2 separate regions of the Homo sapiens genome follow, and region 1 is linked to region 2. A link is an interaction called in ENCODE POLR2A ChIA-PET data of the cell type or tissue named here. Cell type or tissue: HepG2. All regions are shown on one strand. Links, peaks and the distances in the headings refer to the core of each region. The heading gives the core; the rest is flanking DNA. Region 1 overlaps RNF24 (ring finger protein 24). Region 2 has its middle 13 kb from the start of SMOX.

Region 1 (5,379 bases), core at 158-5,157, 150 kb after region 2:
TCCCAGGCTCAAGTTGTCCTCCTACCCTAGCCTCCCAAAGCACTGGGATTACTGGCATGAGCCACTGTGCCCAGACTTTTTCACTTGTTTTTTTTTTTTTTTTTTTTTTTTTGAGACCAAGTCTCACTCTGTCACCCAGGCTGGAGTGCAGTGGCGCGATCTCGGCTCACTGCAGCCTCCACCTCCTGGGTTCAAGTGATTCTCCTGCCTCAGCCTCCCAAGTAGTTGGGACTACAGGTGCACATCACCATGCCCAGCTAATTTTTGTATTTTTAATAGAGATAGGGTTTCACCATGTTGGCTAGGCTGGTCTCAAACATCTGACCTCAGGTGATCTGCCCGCCTCGGCCTCCCAAAGTGCTGGGATTACAGGTGTGAGCCACGACGCCTGGCTGATATGTATTTTTATAATTATTTTAGGTGATATATAAATAAAAAGATTACACAGAAAGTCACTGTGTTTAGTTGTCTTAGTGTATATTTTGCAGCTAGTTTTTCTTGGAGTGCTCACTGCTCCAAGCTGGGTATTCTGTGGGTGCTTTATTAAGATTTATTTATATGGCAGTTAGTTGCACCTGCACTAAAATTTTTTCTAGGTTAGGCTGCAAAATAAATATACAAAGAAGTAGCTTTTTTAAATGCTAGAAATAACCAGTTTAAAAAATATAAAGGAAAAAAGACCCCATTTATAATACGTATAGGCAAATATATATATGGTAACTAGGGATAAACTAAAGAAAAGTCCAAAACCTGTATGAATAAGCTATACAAATCTACTGAAAGTAGTAAAATAAAACTAGAATAAATGAAAAGACATACCACGTGCCTGGATGTAAAGACCTCCCTTAGTCCATTTGTGCTGCCATAATAGAATACTACAGACTGAGAAATTTATAATGAACAGGAATTTGTTTCTCACAGTTCTAGAAGCCAAGAAGTTCAAGATCAAGATACTGGCATCTGGCAAGGTACCTGCTGCATCATAACATGGTGGAGGGCATCACATTGCAGAAGGGGAAAGACAGAGAGAAACAAACACAAAAGGGGTCTGAACTCTTCCTTTTATAAGGAACCCACTTCCTTGGTAATGGCATTAATCCATTCATGAAGATAGATCCCTCATAGCCTAATCACCTATTAAAGGTCTCACTTTGTTTGTAGAGACAGGGTCTCACTCTGTCATGTAGGGTGGATGGAATACATTGGCACAATCACAGCTCATTGCAGCCTTGACTTCCCGGGCCTAAGCAGTCCTTCCACCTCAACATCCCAAGTAGCTGGGACCACAGGCATGTGTCGCCACACCTGGCTACTGATTTTTTTAATTTTGTAGAGACAGGGTCTCCCTATGTTGCCCAGGCTAGTCAGGGACTCTTGGGCTCAAGGGATCCTCCCACCTTGGCCTCCCAAAGTGCTGGGATTATAGGTGTGAGCCACTGCAGCAGGCTCCCACCTCTTTTTTTTTTTTTTTTTTGAGACAGAGTCTCACCCTGTTGCCTAGGCTAGAGTGCAAAATGGCACGATCTCGGCTCACTGCAACCTCCACCTCCTGGGTTCAGGCGATTCTCCTGCCTCAACCTCCCGAGTAGCTGGGATTACAGGCACGCACCACCAGGCCCGGCTAATTTTTTGTATCTTTAGTAGAGACAGGGTTTCACCATGTTGGCCAGGCTGCTTTCGAACTCCTGACCTCATGATCTGCCCGCCTCGGCCTCCCAAAGTGCTGGGATTACAGACATGAGCCACTGCGCCCAACCCTCTACCTCTTAATACTGTTAAAATTGTTATTAGGTTTCAAGAGGAGTTTGGGAGGGGACAGATACTCAAACCATAGCAAGACCCATTCTCCCCAAAATAAGCTATAAATTTAATGTACTTTCAATTAACTTCACAATAGCATTTATTTATTTATTTATTGAGAGAGAGAGAGAGAGAGAGAGAGAGAGAGACGAGGTCTCACCCTGTTGCCCAGGCTGGAGTGCAGTGGTGCGATTAGCGCTCACTGCTCCTGGGCTCAGGTGATCCTCCCACCTCACCCTACTAAGTCGCTGGGACCATAGGCATGCACCACCATACCCAGCTAATTTTTATATTTTTCGTAGAGACGGGGTTTTACCTGTTGTCCAGGCTGATCTTGAACTCCTGAGCTCAAGTGATCTGCCCATCTCTGCCTCCCCAAGTGCTGGGATTACAGGCGTGAGTTAGTGTGCCCGGCCCAATAGAATATTTTAAAGACTGGTTTAGCTGAAAAAAAGATTATGTAAGAATAGCCTTGAAAATATTAAAGAGGAAGAGTAGTGTTGAAAATATTGCCCTAGCATATATGAATTAGTGGTATGCTAATTCATATGTAATGTATGTATGTAAAAATATTAAAAAATTAGCTGGGCATGATGGTGCATGCCTGTAGTCCCAGCTACTCGGGAGGCTGAGGCAGGAGTATTGATTGAACCTGGGAGGTGGAGGTTGCAGTCAGCCGAGATGGTGCCACTGCACTCCAGCCTGGAGACAGAGCGAGACTCTGTCTCAAAAAAAAAAAAGAAAAAAAGTGACTCCAAAAAAGGTAGAACTTTAAGACAGTGGAGAAAGAATTTTATAAATGCTGTTGGAATAGTTGACTAAATTGGAAAAACCATTTTAGGTCTTTTTTCCATGCCATAAATTCAAGATGGATTAAACATTTAAATTTAAGGCATAAAACTATGCAAATAAAAGAGAATATAAGTGGGTATTTCTGTCATCTGATGTGGGGAAACCAAAGATAGAAATCGTAAAGCAGGGGCACAAACTCAGTGCCAACAGAAGCCAGGCAGGAAATTGAATCAGCCAAATACACTTGGTAGAAGGCAAAATCATGAAACCATCAATTTCTTTTCTTTTATTTTTTTTGATAGAGGTAGAAATATTTACGTTGAGAAAAATAACAGCCCAAGCACAAGTGGCAACCTACATCTGGTCCAGAATTAGGAAGTGATAAGGAGTGGTAGAAATGGTGACAAATGGCGATTCTGTTGACAATAGGGCCAGGCACACTTACACTGTAACCCATAAGCATTCAGGGCCGCCCCCTCCCCCTGCCCCCCCCAACACACACACACAAATTGTGCAACAACATGGCAGCCTGGGAGCAGAGGCCACTCAGCTCCAGGCTGTTTTTGCCGTGTAAGAATGGAGCCCAGGGTTATTAGATCTGACCTTTTTCTGTATAGAGCTGGAAATTGCTAATTTTATGTTAAATCTCCCAAATCTAAATTATCTCAATCTTTAAAATTTTGTACAGGCCAAACAAAATACTTGTTCAGGCCAGATTCAGTCCAGAGGCCTTGAGTTTATGAACTCTGCTGTAAAGTTGTGGTTTTAGTTTCAGGATTATGCTTACACCTTTAAATGAGTTGGGATGCTTTCCATCATTTTTTTGTATACTCTGAATCAGTTTACAGTAGTTCGCCCTTATTTTCAGTTTCGCTTTCTGCAGTTTCAGTTACTCATGGTCAACTGTAGTCTGAAAATATTAAATGGAAAATTCCCAAAACAATTTGTAAGTTTTCGATTATTCACCATTCTGAGTAGTGTAATGAAATCTCAAGCTGTCGTGCTCACTGCATCTCACCCAGGACGTGAATCATCCCCTGCCCAGTGTCTGCATGCTGTGTACACTACCTGCCCATTAGGGTCTTGGTTATCAGTTCAAAAAAACGTAGGACTCGGTGCTATCCGGGTTTTCAGGCATCCAGTGGGGGTCTGTGAACATATCTACCATCGATAAGCAGGGACTACTGTACATAGCAGACTACTTATCTATGCAAGTTTAGCGAGTTCCACTTTCATTGCCATTGGGGTCTGAAGCCTTTTTTGTGAAGATATTTCTATATTTTCAAGTTTTCTTCTTGAGCCAGTTTTGGTTATATTCCTATAAAATCTATTCTAGAATTTAAAATTAATACTCAAATTATCTCATGGATGTTTTTAAATCTCTGCATAAGAATTTTTTTATCTGTCTCATTCTTAGTGTTTTGGTTAGTTGATTTCAATTCCTTTCATTGTTTTGTTTTAATTCATACATTTTTGTTTGACCTTTATTAATTCCTTCTTCTGGCTTATTTTGTTTGATTTGTTCTTTTTCTACTTTCCAGAATTGAATTCTTGTGTCCATTTATTTTCATTATTCTTTTTTAGATTGATAATACGATCAGTTACACTTATACACCTACACAGTAGCCTGTAAGAATACTTTTCCCATGTTGAAGGTAATGGATTTTTCTCTCAGTATGAGATTTTTTTCCCACAATGTGATTAACTTCTAAATGGTCTGTGATTTGTTTTAGTTACTTACTAGACAGAAGTCATTTTATTTTATTTTATTTTATTTATTTTTTTGAGGTGGAGTTTCACTCTTGTCACCTAGGTTGGAGTGCAATGGCGTAATCTCTGCTCACTGCAACCTCTGCTTCCTGGGTTCAAGGGATTCTCCTGCCTCAGCCTCCTGAGTAGCTGAGATTACAGGCACCCACCACCACACCCGGCTAATTTTTGTATTTTTAGTAGAGACGGGGTTTCACCATGTTGGCCGTGCTGGTCTGAACTCCTGACCTCAGGTGATCCACCCACCTTGGCCTCCCAAAGTGCTGTGCTGAGATTACAGCTGTGAGCCACCACACCTGGCCTGAAGTCATTTTAAAGATTATTTTTTGAATTTATAAGTAGTTTCCTTTTGTTTATCTTTTTATTGTTGAGTTAATTTTACACATTGTAGTCACGTATTGTGGCCTCTAAGAGTTCTGTTCTGTGGAATCTTCCTATAGCATGATAAATAGTTTATCTAAATGTAGATGTTCCAGATTCATATGAAAAGGTGTTTTCTTTGTTAAGACACAAAGTTATACACACACACGCACACACAGTATAGATACGTAGATATATAATATATATATATTATTTGTTTTGGGTTTTTTTTTTTTTTTGACAGAGTCTCACTCTTTTGCCTAGGCTTGAGTGCAGTGGCGCGATCTTGGCTCACTGCACCCTCCGCCTTCCGAGTTTAACCGTTTCTCCTGCCTCAGCTGGGATTACAGGCGCACGCCACCGCGCCTGGCTAATGTTTGTATTTTTAGTAGAGATGGGGTTTCACCATGTTGGCCAGACTGATCTTGAACTCCTGACCTCAGGTGATCCACCCACCTCGGCCTCCCAAAGTGCTGGGATTACAGGCATGAGCCACCACACCCAGCCAATATATATATTATTTGTTAATGGTATTGTTTATGTCCTCTTTTTTGTTATATCTCATTTGGAGATTAATATTTCTATCACTATAAAACATCATTGTTCATATAGCTTTTTAGCCTTTATTTCTACTTTTTTTAAAAATAATTAGCACTC
Region 2 (5,379 bases), core at 165-5,164:
CGTCTGAATTTCAGGCAGACAATGAATAATTTTTCAGTAGAAGCACTGGCCCAGCCACACAGCAATGAGTGGCAGATCTGGGTCCCCCGGACTATCTGGATTTTCACCATCATTCTTGGTGTGTAATCAGCCCAGGAGGCCAGATTCCTGGAGAGTTTCAGGTAACCTCAGTAATTCCACAAATCCCTTTAGAGCAGCCCAGGCCACACCTCTAGAATCGGCTTATGTGAGTTTTGTTTATTCCTTGATTTTTTCTTTGATAATCTTTGTATGCTTAGGCCCTTATCTCAGAGTTTAGGAGTCAGGTCATAGGCCAGTATCTTAAAATCAGAGCACCCATCTTTTTTTTCCTTTTTATTTTATTATCATTTTATTTATGTATTTATTTATTTTTTGAGACAGAGTTTCGCTCTTGTCTCCCAGGCTGGAGTGCAATGGTACTCTGCCTCTTGGGTTCAAGCAATTCTCCTGCAACCTCTGCCTCTTGGGTTCAAGTGATTCTCCTGCCTCAGCCTCCTGAGTAGCTGGAATTACAGGCACTCGCTACCACACCTGACTAATTTTTGTATTTTTGACAGAGACGGGGTTTCACCATGTTGGCTAGGCTGGTCTTGAACTCCTGATCTTAGGTGATCCACCCACCTCAGCCTTCCAAAGTGCTGGGATTACAGGTGTGAGCCACCACACCCGGCCTAATATTATTTTTTTAATCAGCTTCTTCAGATTTATTATTATTATTATTACTTTGAGACAGAGTTTCATTCTTGTTGCCCAGGCTAGAGTGCAATGGCACAATCTCGGCTCAGCACAACCTCCACCTCCTGGGTTCAAGCGATTCTTCTGCCTCAGCCTCCTGAGTAGCTGGGATTACAAGCATGCGCCACCATGCTCAGCTAATTTTTTTGTATTTTTAGTAGAGACAGGGTTTCTCCACGTTGGTCAGGCTGGTCTCAAACTCCTGACCTCAGGTGATCCTACTGCCTCAGCCTCCCCAAATGCTGGGATTACAGGCGTGAGTCACCGCGCGTGGCCAATTTTTTTATTTTTATAGAGATGGGGTCTTGCAATGTTGCTCAGGCTGGTCTCGAACTCCTGGCCTCAAGCTATCTTCCCGCCTTGGTCTCCCAAAGTGCTGGGGTTACAGGTGTGAGGCACCACACCTAGCCTTTCAAGCACTTTTTTTTTTGCCTCAGGTTCCTCCAACTTTCTACTTAAATGCCATCGCCTCCACCATCTGTCCTCTCACAGGCCTGCCCCCTTCCCCAGCCCATACCACCGGCCCCTGGAAACTTTGTCAGTTTCCAGCGTCACCCTGAACAGTAGCCACTGCACAGCATTTAGAGAAATCAAGAAAAGCAAAGGAGTGCATCTCAAATCACATGAATTAAGGAAGGGCCCGGTCAGGGGAGGTGGAACAGGGAGGCGGTGTGGTGAAGGGCACCCGTCCTGTAAGCCCTTTATCTTGTCTGGCTCTAACTCCTTCATGAGGAATCACAGCACCACCGGACAAGGTGCCTCCTAATGTCGCCCCTCCGGCATCTCCCTTTCTGCTTCTTACTCCTCCCCTGACCCTGTGAGCAGCTGCAGGCCGCGTGCTCAGCCTCAGTCAGATCTTTTCCGAGCCCTGAGCCATGCCAGGCAGGCTGGGGCATCCGTGTCAACAGCACAGGAGATGACCTCGGCCCAGCTGCCAATCCCACAGCATCCCAAACATCAACTCCAGTAGGGCAGCCTGACCTGGTCATGGCTATGTGTATGCCTGTGTGTGTGTCAGCGCCCTGGTTCCCACTCCACCCTGTGGGGGTCCTGGTGGATGGCCTCGCTGGCCACAACCCACTGGGTCAGCAACAAGTAAACAGGATGGACCGATGGCTGCTCCAAAAGCAGATGCCACTCACTATCTAAACAGGAAGGAAACGCTCAACCCATGGGAAGGCTGCCTCCATGCTCTCAGTGATGCAAGAGAGAGGGAAGGAGGAGAGAAAAGAGAAGGGGGAGGAGAGGAATGGAGAAGAGCAAAGGCAAAGAAGTAGTGAAGGAGTCAGGGAGAAGAAAGCAGGGCAAAATTGAGGACATCACAAAACCAAGGTCTTGGGCTACTGTTCCCACCAGGTGCCCTGCGCCCTCCAGGTCCTGCTCCTCGCCAAGCTTCCCTGCCTCCCACTTATCGCTCCGGCCCTGCCCCTGGCCAGCCCACCCCATATCTGACCTCCTGCCCCTCACCCCACCTTCCTCCACTCTCCTGCTATGCCCTGCCCCTGCTACAGCTTGTCCTAGAAATCCTCAAGGATAAACCCACCCCCAGGGTTCCCTTCCTTTTGCACAGAAAAGTTCCAGAGGGCTGGGCTTATCTTCTCTCCTTTGGGGCAGCTATGATATCAGAGGATACACAATTTCTCCATTTTCAAATAGGGACACTGAGCCCTCCATTGGTCCACCCAAGGCCGCCAGCAAATGAGGAACAAATCTAGCCTTTCAGCTTCTGTCCTCTTTCCTGATCCACTTATTGCTGATCTTTCTTGGTTTGCCTCCCCTGGTCTCGAAGGTAACTGTGCCTTGATGGGAGCATCCCAGAGCTGGTGACTCAGGTAGGGGGAGGCTGGGGCCGCCAACTTCCTGGGAGGAGCTGTTAGTTACCCATTAAATAGACCATCCTCTGAGTCACTGGAAGGACTGGGAAATCCTGGAGGTTGGGAGAGGCTGAGTCATCTTTGTCTTTATTTCAGCAGAGAAGAAAAAGGCCTCCCACAGAGAATGGCCAAGCCAGGTCACTGCTATTTCCCAACAGAAATGAAAACTGGAATTGAGCCATGTGGAAAGATGGACCAGGCCACAAGAAGGTCTTCGGGACAACCCTGAAAGAGGTGACCCAGGGAGACAGAGTCCAGGGTCCTTTCAAATCACTGCTGGCAGGAGCAAAGATCAAGATAGGTGAAACCTGATATTCAAATGCAGGCGTGGAAAAAGAATAGGTACATTGAAGTGTGTTGTTTGTCTTGATAAATAATCCTTCATTAGAAAGATTCAGAGTTCCTCTGAATGGCATTCCATGCTTGGAAATTTCCAGGGTTTACTTATAGTTCTGTCCCTGGCGAAGAGAGAAGACACCCCTGGAGCTCATACCACATGAACTTCTGCCTCCTCGAAGAACTGAAGCCATTCTCATCCAGACGTTTTGGGTCATCTGCATGCGCTGGGCTCCTTCGCCCTAGTTCAGTGCTTCTCAAACTTTCAGAATCACCTGGAGAGCTTGTGAAAAACAGATGGCTGAGCCCCGCCCGCGGAGTTTCGGATCCAGTAGGTTTGGGGTGGTGCCCCACGGTTTGCATTTCTTAGTTTCCTGGTGATGCCGATGCTGCTCGCCCATCAAGCTCACTTTGAGAATCACTGATGGAGTTAGACCCACCTACTACGCTCTCTGCACACACCCCAGAGAGCTCTCAGAGAGAGAGCGCTGCTGGGGAAATCACTCAACCCTGTCCTAGGGGCTGTCTGTCCCACCCTGCTGTCCCTTCTGAGACACGGGAGGCATCCTGCTCCTAGCAAAAGCCATTCACTCCACTGTGCCCCTCCTCCTTCAGTTCTCCCTCCTCTCCTGTTTCTTCCATCTCTCCCTGTCTCATGGACTGTTCCCATAAAAATACACACATTTTCCAGCCGCTCTCATCTAAACAAAACAAGGTTACCCTAACCTCCTTATCTGCCTCCAGCGACCACGCCCCTCCTCCGTGATATTCACAGCAAACCTTCTTCAAGGCTTGTGGGTCCTTCCCATCCCCAGCTCCTTCCTTCCCAGCCCACTGCAGGCCAGCTTCCTTTTCCAGCACCTCCCACGTGGCCAAATCCGATGGTCCCCACCTCGCTCAATCTCTCAGAAACATCCAGTCCACTGACCGCTGCCTCCCTCTGGGAAGGCTTTCTGCTGTAGACGTCTCGGACCCTACACTCTCCCGGTTTTCCTCCTGCCTCACGGGACAATGCTCCTCTGAATGTGGGAGGGCCCCTCTTGGTCCTGACTGCCTCCCCTTCCCCACACTCTCGCTAGCCCCATGGCTTCAACGTGGTGTCTGCTGAATCTACGTCTAGAGCCCTGGTCACTCGCTAGAGCTTGGATTTTTATCAAACTACCTCCTGAGCACCTCAAACTTAACATGGCCAAAATAAAATTCTTGATTTCTTCTGCCCAACATGTGTGTGTGTGCATGTAGTAAAAGATACAAAGCACAACATTTATCATTTTAATCTTTCGTGAGACAGGGTCTCGCTCTGTTGCCCAGGCTGGGGTGCACTGGCACAATCATAGCCATCCTCCTGCCTGGGCTCAAGCCATCCTCCTGTCTCAGCCTCCTGAATAGCTGGGACTACAGGTGTGTGCCACCATACCTGGCTTTATTTATTTATTTGTTTATTCATTTATTTATTTTTGTAGAGATAGGGTCTCCCCATATTGCCCAGGCTGGTCTCAAACTCTTGGCCTCAAGCTCCCTCCCAAAACACTGGGATTACAGGCATGAGCCACTGCGCCCAGCTCATGTTAACCATTTTTAAGTGTGTAGTTCAGTGGCATGCAGTGTATTCACAATTCGTGTGTCCATTACCACTATCCATTTCCAGAACTCTTTCACTAACCCAAGCTCAAATTCTGTGCTCTTTACACAATGACACCCCCCTGCCCCACCTCCAGCCCCTGGTGACCACTATTCTGCTTTCTGTCTCTATGAATCTATGGTGGGCACCTCACATACGCAGACTCACACGATATTTGTCCTTTGTGTCTGCCTGCCTGTCTTTTCCTCCCTCAAGTTCTATCATTCTTCAATTGCCTAAGAATACTCCCCAGCAAATAGAATTGGTGATTGGCAGGCTGCTCCAAGAAGGTTTCTGAGCTGTTGTTCTTCAGTATTATTATTATTTTTTCCTTTTTTAATGAGACAGGGTCTTGCTATGTTGCCCACACTGGTCTTGAACTCCTGGGCTCAAGCGATCCTCCTGCCTCCCAAAGTGCTAGGATTACAGGTGTGAGCCACCACACTCAGTCTCTTCAGTATTATTTTTTCAGGCATTTCTGTTTTGTTCCTTAAAATTTGTAAATACAGAAAATAAAATAAAAATAACCAAGAAAGACAAACACCATGCTCCTGCTTCTCAGATATGATTATTGTGAACATTATATGTCATTTGCCTTGTCATTCTTTTTTTGTAGACAGGCACAGTGGTTCATACCTGTAATCTCAGAGCTTTGGGAGGCCGAGGCAGGAGGATCGTTTGAGGCCAAGATTTCAAGGCTACAGTGAGCTATGATTGCACCACTGCACTCCAGCCTGGGTGACAGAGCAAGACTCGGTCTCAAAAAAAAAAAATCAATAAAATCAAAAAAGC

The links. ChIA-PET counts read pairs that join two places held together with the same protein. Peaks named below come from ENCODE experiments on the same cell type or tissue, not always from the same donor. Only the 100,000 strongest peaks of a DNase experiment are listed, where the experiment ranks them.
Region 1: POLR2A ChIA-PET joins it to region 2 with 8 read pairs; 1 of 35 experiments calls an interaction of 5 or more read pairs at or near these places.

What each region holds. Positions count from the first base shown.
Region 1 is chr20:3,978,674-3,984,052 of GRCh38, reverse strand. All of the region lies in intron 1 of RNF24 (ring finger protein 24), which reads left to right. Among named protein-coding and RNA genes, the nearest start is that of RNF24, 34 kb to the left of the region's middle. In HepG2, for the core only: no CTCF peak of the experiment used is centred there; a DNase peak (open chromatin) is centred at 3,072; H3K4me3 peaks cover 1,204 bases.
Region 2 is chr20:4,133,040-4,138,418 of GRCh38, reverse strand. No RefSeq gene overlaps it. Among named protein-coding and RNA genes, the nearest start is that of SMOX, 13 kb to the left of the region's middle. RefSeq lists enhancers at 2,198-3,397, 2,706-3,505. In HepG2, for the core only: no CTCF peak of the experiment used is centred there; DNase peaks (open chromatin) are centred at 1,898 and 2,758; H3K4me3 peaks cover 811 bases.